Linked DNA regions of Homo sapiens: region 2 is linked to region 1. Evidence: read pairs that join two places in POLR2A ChIA-PET (ENCODE). Cell type or tissue: PC-3. All regions are shown on one strand. Links, peaks and the distances in the headings refer to the core of each region. The heading gives the core; the rest is flanking DNA.

What was found. ChIA-PET counts read pairs that join two places held together with the same protein. Peaks named below come from ENCODE experiments on the same cell type or tissue, not always from the same donor. Only the 100,000 strongest peaks of a DNase experiment are listed, where the experiment ranks them.
Region 2: POLR2A ChIA-PET joins it to region 1 with 5 read pairs; 1 of 35 experiments calls an interaction of 5 or more read pairs at or near these places.

The regions. Positions count from the first base shown.
Region 1 is chr7:89,182,876-89,188,443 of GRCh38, reverse strand. The region is part of intron 1 of ZNF804B (zinc finger protein 804B); the gene reads right to left. Among named protein-coding and RNA genes, the nearest start is that of TEX47, 390 kb to the right of the region's middle. In PC-3, for the core only: no CTCF peak of the experiment used is centred there; no DNase peak of the experiment used is centred there; H3K4me3 peaks cover 807 bases; H3K27me3 peaks cover 404 bases.
Region 2 is chr7:88,374,276-88,379,843 of GRCh38, reverse strand. No RefSeq gene overlaps it. Among named protein-coding and RNA genes, the nearest start is that of STEAP4, 70 kb to the right of the region's middle. In PC-3, for the core only: no CTCF peak of the experiment used is centred there; a DNase peak (open chromatin) is centred at 2,203.

The sequences.
Region 1 (5,568 bases), core at 994-4,993:
GATTAAAAATCGACGTAATTTCAATATTATTGTGTCTCAGGGAATAGGGAGGGCCAAGGAGAAGGAGAGAGATAGGGGAACTGCTGCTCAGTGAAGCAGTCAGAACACTTACAACATTTATTGGTTAAGTTCACAGTTCTATATGAACATGGTTCTTGGTGCCTCCAAACAATTACAATATAAACATCAAAGATCACTGATCATGGATCAGCATAACAAATAGAATAATAATGAAAGGGTTTGAAATATTGTAAGAATTACCGAAGTGTAACACAGAGACAAGAAGTGAGCACAGGCTGTCGGGAGAATGGCACATGTAGACTTGTTTGATGCGGCATTGCCACAAACCTTCAATTTGTCAATTTGTAAAAAAAAAGAAAAAAAATGCAGTATCTGAGAAACACAGTAAAATGAAACACAATCAAATGACTTTCCCAACCCACACAAGCAAATGTGGTATAAGTCCTGTTTTCAGGTAGGAGATCAAGGAGACTTCTGGTCTATATCTGGCCTTACTACCAGCTAGAAGTGATGACTTCCTTCATTCACAATTTTCCTACCTCTAAAAGAGGGGTTTGGTTAATTGACAAGTTTCTTTTGAACTCTAACACAGTGTCATTAACTTTTGTTACTTTGGAACAAGATCCTTACATGTCAAAGTTATGTTTGAGGAGAAAAAGAAGTCAGTTAATATAATATTTTTGACAATAAAATATGAAAGTGAGACAAGAATTCGAGGGAAAGGAATCTGAATATTCAGGCTCACTAGTTTCCACAATGATTTACTCAGTAGAAAAAATGAATACTCACTTGCTTCTCCAAACTTTGCCACTGCAGACAAAGTCCAAGACACAAGAAGAGATTACAGTAAATTTTATGTCTCACATTAATATCTCCCACATTTCTTTAATCTAATAATTTGTGCCAAAAGACATCTGATTTACAATTATAGTTTGAATGTGTGAAAACCACTTGTTCAGACTGTTTTTACTTTATTTTGGTTTTCTGCATGGTTTGTTTGTTTGGAGCTCCCTTAGTTTCTACTCATTCAAGATAAGTGACTAAAATGTAATGATTTTACTGATGTACTTTCCCATTTGCAATCGACTGGTGAGAAAGAATATGATCCATCAAAATTTGTACAAAAGAAAATATATTCTCTTTCATTTAAATGAGTTTCTATGTTAGAAACAAAAGAAAAAGATTTGGAAACTGAGGGGGTCAATTCCAACCACTAAGGGCTAAAGTTAATTCCCTGCCAAGTGTTTTGCTTTCAAATGTAGAGCCCCACATAGCAACATTCCAAGTCTAGTGTTAAAGATTAAGCCAATCTCTAAAAAAATCAAAGGACTCTGATATTTGTGCTCTTGCAAATAAAATGCTGAGAGTAAATTTGGAATTACATTCCAAGACAGTCATCAAGGTTGACAGAATATATCAGATATTGATGGAAAGATTTAGATTAGAAAGGCAGGGGCTAGAAAAGTGGTTTGCCTGTGGAGGTCCCCGTGTTGTTTCCTCAGGGAGATTACATTGCAAAGGGCTCTTATTATTTTCAAAGTGAGCAGAAGAAAAATGATTTTCTCAGTTCCCCAAAAATGCAACACAACTGCTATATCATATTACTCCAGGCTCATGTAGGTGAACAAGTATTTTGTTTTCTTTTTCTAAACATCTTTTTAAAATCAAGAACAGATTACTATTGCAGAAGGAGTGAAAGTCATTTATTTCAAAACCAGGTGGCTGAAAGAGGGTTTACCAGGAACTATTCCTCAGACACGAACAAAGTTGTTTGCCCTTTTATATACAAAAGAAGATTGTAAAAAAAAAAAGTAACACTTAAAAGCAATGCAAATACAGGGGAAAATAAAATCTGAAAGTATTCATACTTAAGTGTTTAGTTTTGGCTACATGCATTTGGCCACATGACAGAAATTGCTTTATTTCTTTCTGTTTTCACCTTTTTTTCTGCTAATATGGGGCTAGTTCTTATAAAATACTATCATATAAATCTTACTATATCAAACAAGCAAAGACTTTTTCTATACAAAATAAAAAAGGTGTTATATCTTCTTATTCACCCAAAGCCTAACTTTTAGGTAGGTCAGAGCAAACTTGCTTTTAAAAATGCATCCATTTTATTTTATTTTTTTAGATAGAATAGGAATTAGTCTTTTAGCTATACTGTGTATAATATTTCTAAGATAGTCTCATTTGTGTTAGGGATAATTTGTTTTATAAATACTTTCTTTTTATTTGTGCATAAATGGTGTTCTTATAATTTCTATTTACAAAATTATTTTATCACTAATAAAATTGATAATATGTACATATTCTTTCTGATTGTTAATTTTTCATATTTTTCTTCCTAAGAGTTAACTTTTCACTATATAAGTATCAACTTCAAATGGTCAGTTTTTCCTGTCAATATCTGTGTGCAGCCATAATAGATTTTAATATAAGAACGTATTATTCTACATGACTTCCACAGTTTTGGATGCACTAAGTCTTATATAAGGACTAACTTTTTAAAATTGTGTCTTTTTTTTTTCTTTTTTTCTTATTGAGACAGGGTCTCAGTCTGTTGCTGGAATGCAGTCAGTAGTCTGAGGCTGGAGTGCAGTGGTGTGATTTTGGCTCACTGCAACCTCCGTCTCCAGGATTCACGCGATTTTCATGCTTCAGCTTCCCAAGTAGCTGGGATTACAGGCAGAAGCCACCACATCTGGCTAATTTGTGTATTTTTAGTAAGACAGGTTTTCACCATGTTGGCCAGGCTTGTCTCTAACTCCCAACCTCAGTTGATCCACCTGCCTCGTCCTTTCAAAGTGCGGGGATTACAAGCATGAGCCACCGCGCCCGACCAGATCCTGTCTTTTCAATACGTCGTTTTAGTAGCTTACTTTGAGACTTGAAGACGAACTTTCTCTCACTTTCACTATTTACTGGACTAACTGTTTTATAAATGGGTAAGTCTAAGGTACACAGAAAAGGTTCAGAGTTACTATGGCACAGGGGTGTTCTCTCTGTTCCCACTGTTTTATAGGAACAGTGAAACTTCATGGTCACTCCATGCTTTTCCTGCTTCTCTGGAAGAATGTTTACTTCAAGAAATATTTTGTATCTTCTATGCGTAAGACTTCTGTGTTAGGTACTATATCCAAACTACATTTTTCCTTCAAAGTCCAAATCAAGTTTATAGCTTCAGCCATGTGTTTAATGGACTCCTTGTCCCAAACTCTCTTTCACTTTCTGAAATCGATCTGTTCACATATATGGTAAGCTGTAATTACATTTGTGTATCATTCTCTAATTGCTATCTTTAAATATGCTTTATTTTGCTCATTATTTTGTAAAATTGAGAAGATTCTTTCTGCTACTTATTTTGTATCCCTTAGAGTCCATAATTCAATAATGGATACTTATCATTGATCAATACTTGTCAGTCTAAGTCATTAGCTAAGTCACTGTTGACTTAAGACCTGTCTAAGCCAAGTCACTGTTAAATCCACATAAATATATTAAAATTTTCTCCCAGATTTTCTGGAACAGTCAAATATTCTGTCTAGTTGCCCATAGGAATATACACGTTTTTGTCAAAATGTACATTTCAATTAGTTTTGGCAAATATGTTAATTATAATATGGATATTAAATTGGTATCTAAGTTCATACATAACTTGTGGGTTGTTCCAAATATAGCTCTCTAGAGTAACTTGAGTCACTTCCTAAAAATGATAAAAGGTGGATAGAATAACTTGCATAAAGATAACACAGAGTGATAGAAACAACAGAAATCAGTGATCAAATCCATTTCTGTAGTAAAGGGAGAGAATTATGAGTATTCCTTAAATAAAAGAGAAACATATGCACTAAATTATTATTAATAAATAGAAAGCATGAAATCACATGAACACGAAACTGATAAAGAACTTAACAAGAGAAAGAACTGACATTTAAAGTTAACTTACGCTATCATAAATACTACAGACTACATTGTTAACCATTTTTTCTTCTCTAAGAGAAGGCTGAGGGGAAATAACCTGTGATCCTACACATGCCATTTATTCTTTTTCTAACTGTTGCATAATCTATAAGATGAATCTAGAACCTGGATTCCATAAGCTGCTGGACTTGGTTTGCAGATTTCTGAATTATTCATCAGATGAAAATCTAGAAATGTATTTAAATTAGATCAGATCAGAGGACATTGCTTTGATTAAAATATGTGTGTGTGAGATTGCAGTCCTACCACTCCATAAGTTTGTCCATAGTACTCCACAACATGTCTGCACAGTGTCAATGCTCAAGTAGGCCATCTCTAAGGGCTCCTTACATCACAAACTAAATGATTCCATCATTCTATTCTGATTTAATTTGGAGCCGGCCTCCATATGTCTAATCTTAGACCAGACCAGCCTTTGCATGTTAGAGAGCCAAGAAGCTGTTTGCCTGTTTACTGGTGTTTGCTTGGTTCCACAGTGACATCAGCTTATAAAAAGGCTAACTCTATAAAAGACTGAAATTAAGGACCCACAAAAAGATTTTCCAGCGCTTGTCATTTCTGCTGGATTCTGAATGACTCATGCCTCCCGACAAGATCCTGAATTTGGAAGCTGTATATTCAAATGCCAGAAGGATTTAGACGTGAATGTGCAGACAGACGCATAAATAAAATGACTGTCACTGACTTCATATTTTTCTTCATAAAATGAGTGCTGTGATTCTGGCTAATCTTGTCACAGCCATTGTGCCATAAAAGAAGGTATTATTTGAAAATTAAAATCATTCAACTTTTTATACACATCTAAGATTTGCTCTACCTGAACTTGTGGATGTACTTAGGAATGCAGTATTTGAAGCTAAGGGGAAAAATGTTTAGGCACATTGGAAAGAAATCTACAGCATTTCTCCCTGAGAGAAAGAACAAATAATTTTTAAAAGAAAATGATTTTTGCAGACTTTTTAATATCAGTATTTATCCTTACTTTTCTCCTGCATAGATGAACAGACCAAATTCGATTACTTCTTTGGCGTTTTTAGGATCTTTTTTTTTACTCTCTAGTTTAATTTAAATATAATTACCATAAAATGAATACCATTTAGGTCACTTATCTAATGAACAACATACAAATGTTTAATTTCTCCAGGATCTGGCTTCGGTACACTTTTTGGTCTGTTCCTCAGGGTGCTCCCATACATAGCTTATGTTCCTGTCAAGGTTTATGACTCATTATTACTATTAATACCCATTTTTTTTCTCCACTGCACCTTGTTCTAACTCTTCTTCCAGGAATGCTATCCTCCTATTGCCACATGTTTATATTTTAGCCAACATGAAAGGCTCAACTTATTAGCCTTCTCCGGTCACTTTTGCCAAAACTAATTTTTACCAGACATGAGCCCCCATTGTATTTTATTCTTTACATATAACCTGTATCAATTTCTTAATTTCTTCCTTGCATTTATGCCTTGTCTTTAGTATAAATTTATTGAAAACACAGATAATGCATTCATTCCAGTATCTTGCTAGAATTTAACAAATTTTCTGGTGCAGAGTAGACATGCA
Region 2 (5,568 bases), core at 463-4,462, 810 kb after region 1:
GCAAATGCAACAAAAACAAAGATAAATAGATGGGACTTACTTAAACTAAAAAGTTTCTGCACAGCAAAAGAAATAAATCAGCAGAGCAAACAGACAATCCATAGATTGGGAGAAAACTGTCTCAAGCTATACTTCCAAGAATAGACTAATATCCAGAATCTACAAAGAACTCAAATCAGCAAGAAAAAAAAAAAATTTCATCAGAAAGTGGGCTAAGGACATGAATAGACAATTCTCAAAAGAAGATATACAAATGGCCAACAAACATGAAAAAATGCTCAACATCAGTAATTATCAGGGAAATGCAAAGCAAAACCACAGTGCAATAAATACCACTTTACTCCTGCAAGAATGGCCATAATCAAAAAATAATAGATGTTGGCATGGATGTGGTGAAATGGGAACACTTTCATACTGTTGGTGGGAACGTAAACTAGTACAACCACTATGGAAAACAGTGTGGATATTCCTTAAAGAACTAAAAGTAGATCTACCATTTGATCCAGCAATCCCACTACTGGGTATCCACCCAGAGGAAGAGAAGTCATTATAGGATAAAGATACTTACACACACGTTTATAGCAGCACAATTCACAATTGCAAGAATACAGAACCAGCCCAAATGCCCATCAATCATCAATGACTGGACAAAGAAAATGTGGTATATATATATATTATGTAATATTACTCAGCCATAAAAAGGAATGAAATAATAGCATTTGCAGCAACCAGGATGGAATTGGAGACCATTATTCTAAGTGAAGTAACTCAGGAGTGAAAAACCAAACATCGTTATGTTCTCACTCTTAAGCTGGAGCTAAGATATGAGGATGTAAAGGCATAAGAATGATACACTGGACTTTGGGGACTCGGGAGAAAGGGTATGAGGGGGTGAGGGATAAAAGACTACACATTAGGTACAGTGTGCACTGCTCAGGTGGTGGGTCCACCAAAATCTCAGAAATCACTACTAAGGAACTTATTCATGGGCCAGGCACAGTGATTCATGCCTGTAATCCCAGCACTTTGGGAGGCCAAGGCGGGTGGATCACTTGAGGTCAGGAGTTTGAGACCAGCCTGGCCACCATGGCAACACCCCATCTCTACTAAAAATACAAAACCTAGCTGGGTGTGGTGGTACAGGCCTGTAGTCCCAGCTATTCAGGAGTCTGAGGCACGAGAATTGCTTTACCTGGGAGGCAGATCACCAACATCGCTCCACTGCACTCCAGCAGGGGCTACAGAGTGAGACTCTGCTTAAAAAAAAAAAAAAAAAAAAGAACTTATTCATGTAACCAAACACCACCTGTCCCCCATAAACCTATTTAAATTTTTAAAAAGTTAAATATAGATTTACTGAGCATGACAACGCATAATTAACTTTTCCTCTACTCTCTTTTCACATGTAAAATGTAGATTTACTGAAGCTAATGAGAACCTCACTGCCTAAATTCCCTTCTTTTTTTCCCCTCCTGCTTGCTCCTTTCCCTTTACATATTGCAGTTCCCAAAATCCCCTTTGGAAAAAGCATAGGTCACAGGTGCTCCTGTGATTTGTGTTTTTTCCCAAGCACGTCCTCTCAACCTTGGCTAAAGAAACGTCTAATCAATTAAGACCTGCCTCAGTCACTTTCCGGTTTACAGAATTTATACATTTATGAAGTTTCCTATTGAAGGAAGATAGATTTTTGACTTTATCTTGGATTAACCAATGATCAAATAACAGTAATTTCATTAAGTTCTAGGAATTTATTTTTAAAGATTGTATCAGTTTCAGTACCATCACATCAACACATCAACTGTGGGGGTGTGTGTGTGTGTCTGTGTGTCTGTGTGTCTGTGTATGTGTTTGGGCCCTGGAGAGAGAGAGATTGGGTGAGGAAATCTACAAGTTAGCAGAAAAAGAAACTCTTGAGGGAGAAAAGAAATAACTCAAATGCCATTTTGCAGGTTTCCAAAATTAAAAAAAAAAAAGAACTTCTGTTACGGGCCAAGTTTTGTGAGTTTTGTTGTTCCTTATTTTTGTGTGGTGTTTTGCACCCCCCACCCTCCAAAGAATTTCCATATTCAATCTTTTCCCTTAGAATACAAAACAAAACCTACCAGAGGAGAGTTCCTGAGAGAGGAAGCCAAAGGGCCCATGACTGATAGGAAAGACTCCTAGGAAAGCCTTTGAAGCTCTAGGAAGGAGAGGCGCTGACTCAATCAAAGCCAGCCAGGGTAGATCTGATTTACAAGCTGAGCTGTCTCAGCTGAACCAACAATCTAAAGTTGCTTGGTGGCTATGTTAGTGCTGCAGCTGTGACATTGTTGTTAATGAATCAGGATACCTGCTTAAGTTACTGTCAGACCAAGAGGTTTTTTAAATTCAAAATATCTCTGTAAGCTCCTGAAGAAGAAGTCTATTCAATGATGATTTGATAAAGATCACTTTTGCTTTGAGGTTTTTTCTTTTTTTTGTTGTTTTTTTTTCTTAAGTAAATAAAAATGTGTTTAATGTAGCTTTGTTTCCTAAAGGACTCATTAATTACCTTATTATGCTCTATTTCTTCTAGCTATGTTTGTTGAAAAATCAGTGTTATATATTCATGGATAAGCAAAAATGCTATCTGTGCTCATGGAGATTTTTAATCATTTAAGCCAACTTTATTATGATTGCTTTAACGTCTTTAAATTCATTCTATTTCCTATTCCAAGAAGGGTATTTATTAGAATTGTCAAACTTTATTCTTCTACTATGTCTGATTACTGTCTATTTAAAACTCAAAGTAGAATTCTAAGAAACTAGAGAAAAAAAGAGAAATTCCTATTTAATAAAAGGGAAAATAATTTACCAATTATCCTATTAAAACAAAAGAGAAAAGATGAATAAATTGATGATTTTTGAAGAAATGCACACTTTACTTGCAACTAAACAATTGCTAATCAAAATAATTTTCAGGTGCCATGACATAGTTATTAAACTAGAAAAAAGGAAATAAAATTTTATAACCAATGCTGGTAAAGTTGGAGGGAATGAGAATAGTTGAGTGTTTTGTAAATTGTTCACTCTCTGGAGAGCAACCTGGCATGTGTGACCAGACCTACAAAATTAAGGGCAAAAACCTTTTTTTTATTTTTCAGTAATCACCACCATATGCCCAGCAGTGAACACGATTTCTGACATAAATTAAGAAATAAATAATAATTGATAAAAGAATAATGAATAAAATGGTTCATGCCCACTGACTTGTTAATTTCACTTTGAGGAAAATTAACAAAAATTAACCCCAAAATTAAGACTTTTCACCACTATTCATAGCAGGAAAAAAATTGGACCCATTCACATATTTGATAATAGAGGAATACTTGAGCTTGATTAAATGTTTCATGTAGCATAGCATATAAGCCATGTTTAAACAACATAATGTGTGTGAGTTAATATTAAGTATCTTGCAGGGCACAGTGGCCCATGCCTGTAATCTCAGCACCTTGGAAGCCTGAGACAGGAGGATCACTTGAGGCCAGGAGTTCTACACTAACCTGGACAACATAGCAAGACCTCATTCCTGCAAAAAATAAAACAAACAAAGTTTAACCGGGCGTGTTAGCATACACCTCTCATCCCAGCTACTCAGGATGCTGAGATGCTGAGGCGGGAGGATCACTTCAGCCCAAGAGTACAGCATAGAAACATTCATAGAAACATTCATATACAAAATAGAAAACTCCTGATCATCGAGGACAACACAGAAGGAAGAAGTGAGGCATCTGCATGACTCACATTACCCTGCAGGTTATAAAGATTTCTTACCTTTGATTACCTACCTCTGTATATAAAGCAATCTTAGAGATTTGAAAAGAAAATTTACAACTGAAAAACTAAAATTGAACTGCTTATAAGCTGTCATCCATAATCAGCTCATTATTTAATATATCTTTTAAGACAACTCAGTTTTTAGTCTGTATAAAGCAATGTCTTAGGTGCTGCAAGGAAAGCACTTATGGGGAAGTCACAATAAGCCTGCAAATACTTATTCCTTAAAGTAAACAGTGCCATATTTAAAGGGAATGCTAATGTTTTTTAAACAATCTGTATTGAATTGTAATAATGGAGCTGGAGGCCAATTTTCAATTGATTTGATGTTAAAATCCTTAATATTTAGATAGAATTTTTTATTTTTGGCTTTAAGAAAATAAAAATGTCTGAGTCTAACAATAATGCAATACTAAATGTCATCATAATAGTTAGGTCTCTCATGGTTATTCTGCATATTTGAGTTCAGTCATTCAAAATTTTTTTAAAAAAGAATAGATGTAAATAGTTTTGTACATGTAGAATTATTAACAATGTAAACATTTCTTTATGTTTGATAGTTACTAACCTGTCAAAATTCCATAATAATATGCTAAATAATATTTTTCTAAGTTACTTCAAGTGGCCACACAACAATTTCTAAGCTCGTTAAGGCAGTTAAAATATTTTACTCTACCTCCTCAGTAAGTTAATGTAGATACCTTAATGAAGAATGAAAGTCTTCCGTTTATCTTTACTAACCTATAGCAGGTCTTAGGAAATTAGTTTATTTCCAGCCACAAGTGCTAATCCTTTACATTTTAGATAAATTGTCCCTTACAAACACACAAATAACAGGTTTAAGGTAAAGGAAAAAGAAAAGAAAAGGTATTTATAAAATTCAACTCCAAGGCCTTCAATATTCTGGAATTTTGTTCATGTTATGTGCTTCAGAGGGAAGGTAATTTGTTCCTATCTTGAGTAGATCCAGAAAAAAGAGAAATTTCTGTTATTTTAGTGTATGACTCCTATTTGAGAAAAAATGACTATTTACTCCAAAATCACCCCAAATCTTAAAATTTATAAGGCTAAAGAAAACATGCTAAAAGTCAGAGGTGGGAGGAATTGAATCAGTCAGTACTCAACTGTGAATAACAGAAACATTTCTAGCACCACTTTATCTAGGAATGGATTTAGTGCTAGGAGTTAGGTTCTTAAAAAATTGTTGGAAGGGCCTGAGGAGCAGGAATGACTTCCAAAACACAGCCACAGAATTGCCCTGCTAAGGAACATCTTACCACTGCTGTAACCAAGAAGTTGTGCCAAGGATCACACCACAATAGCCATAACCCAGGGACAGAAAGCTGCCACCAGGACCACAGCCTCCCGAGCCCACCCCACCTAATACTAGCAAGTGGATGTTATATTTCCAAATTTAAGTCTCCTGCAGGTGCTCCTGATTGGCAGAAACTAAACCACATGGGAATCTCCAGATGCAAGGTTTTCTGGGAAATGAAATATTTAGCCTTCCAGCCTCTGCAGTACAGGAAGGCACACTACAGAGAGACTGGAACAGATGCTGGCAGTCAAACCACCGTTTGTGCCACAAGTGGGCAGTTCCATCACTATGCTGAAGTTTTGAACATTCAGTTAGTCTTTCTTCAATGTTTAACAAATTTATAATAAAATATCATACCAGGGAATGCTAAGAGACTATTATTCTCAAAATCAGTTGGATATATTTGAGAATAATATTCTCTCAACATTTCCCAGTATATATATATTAGTATATAC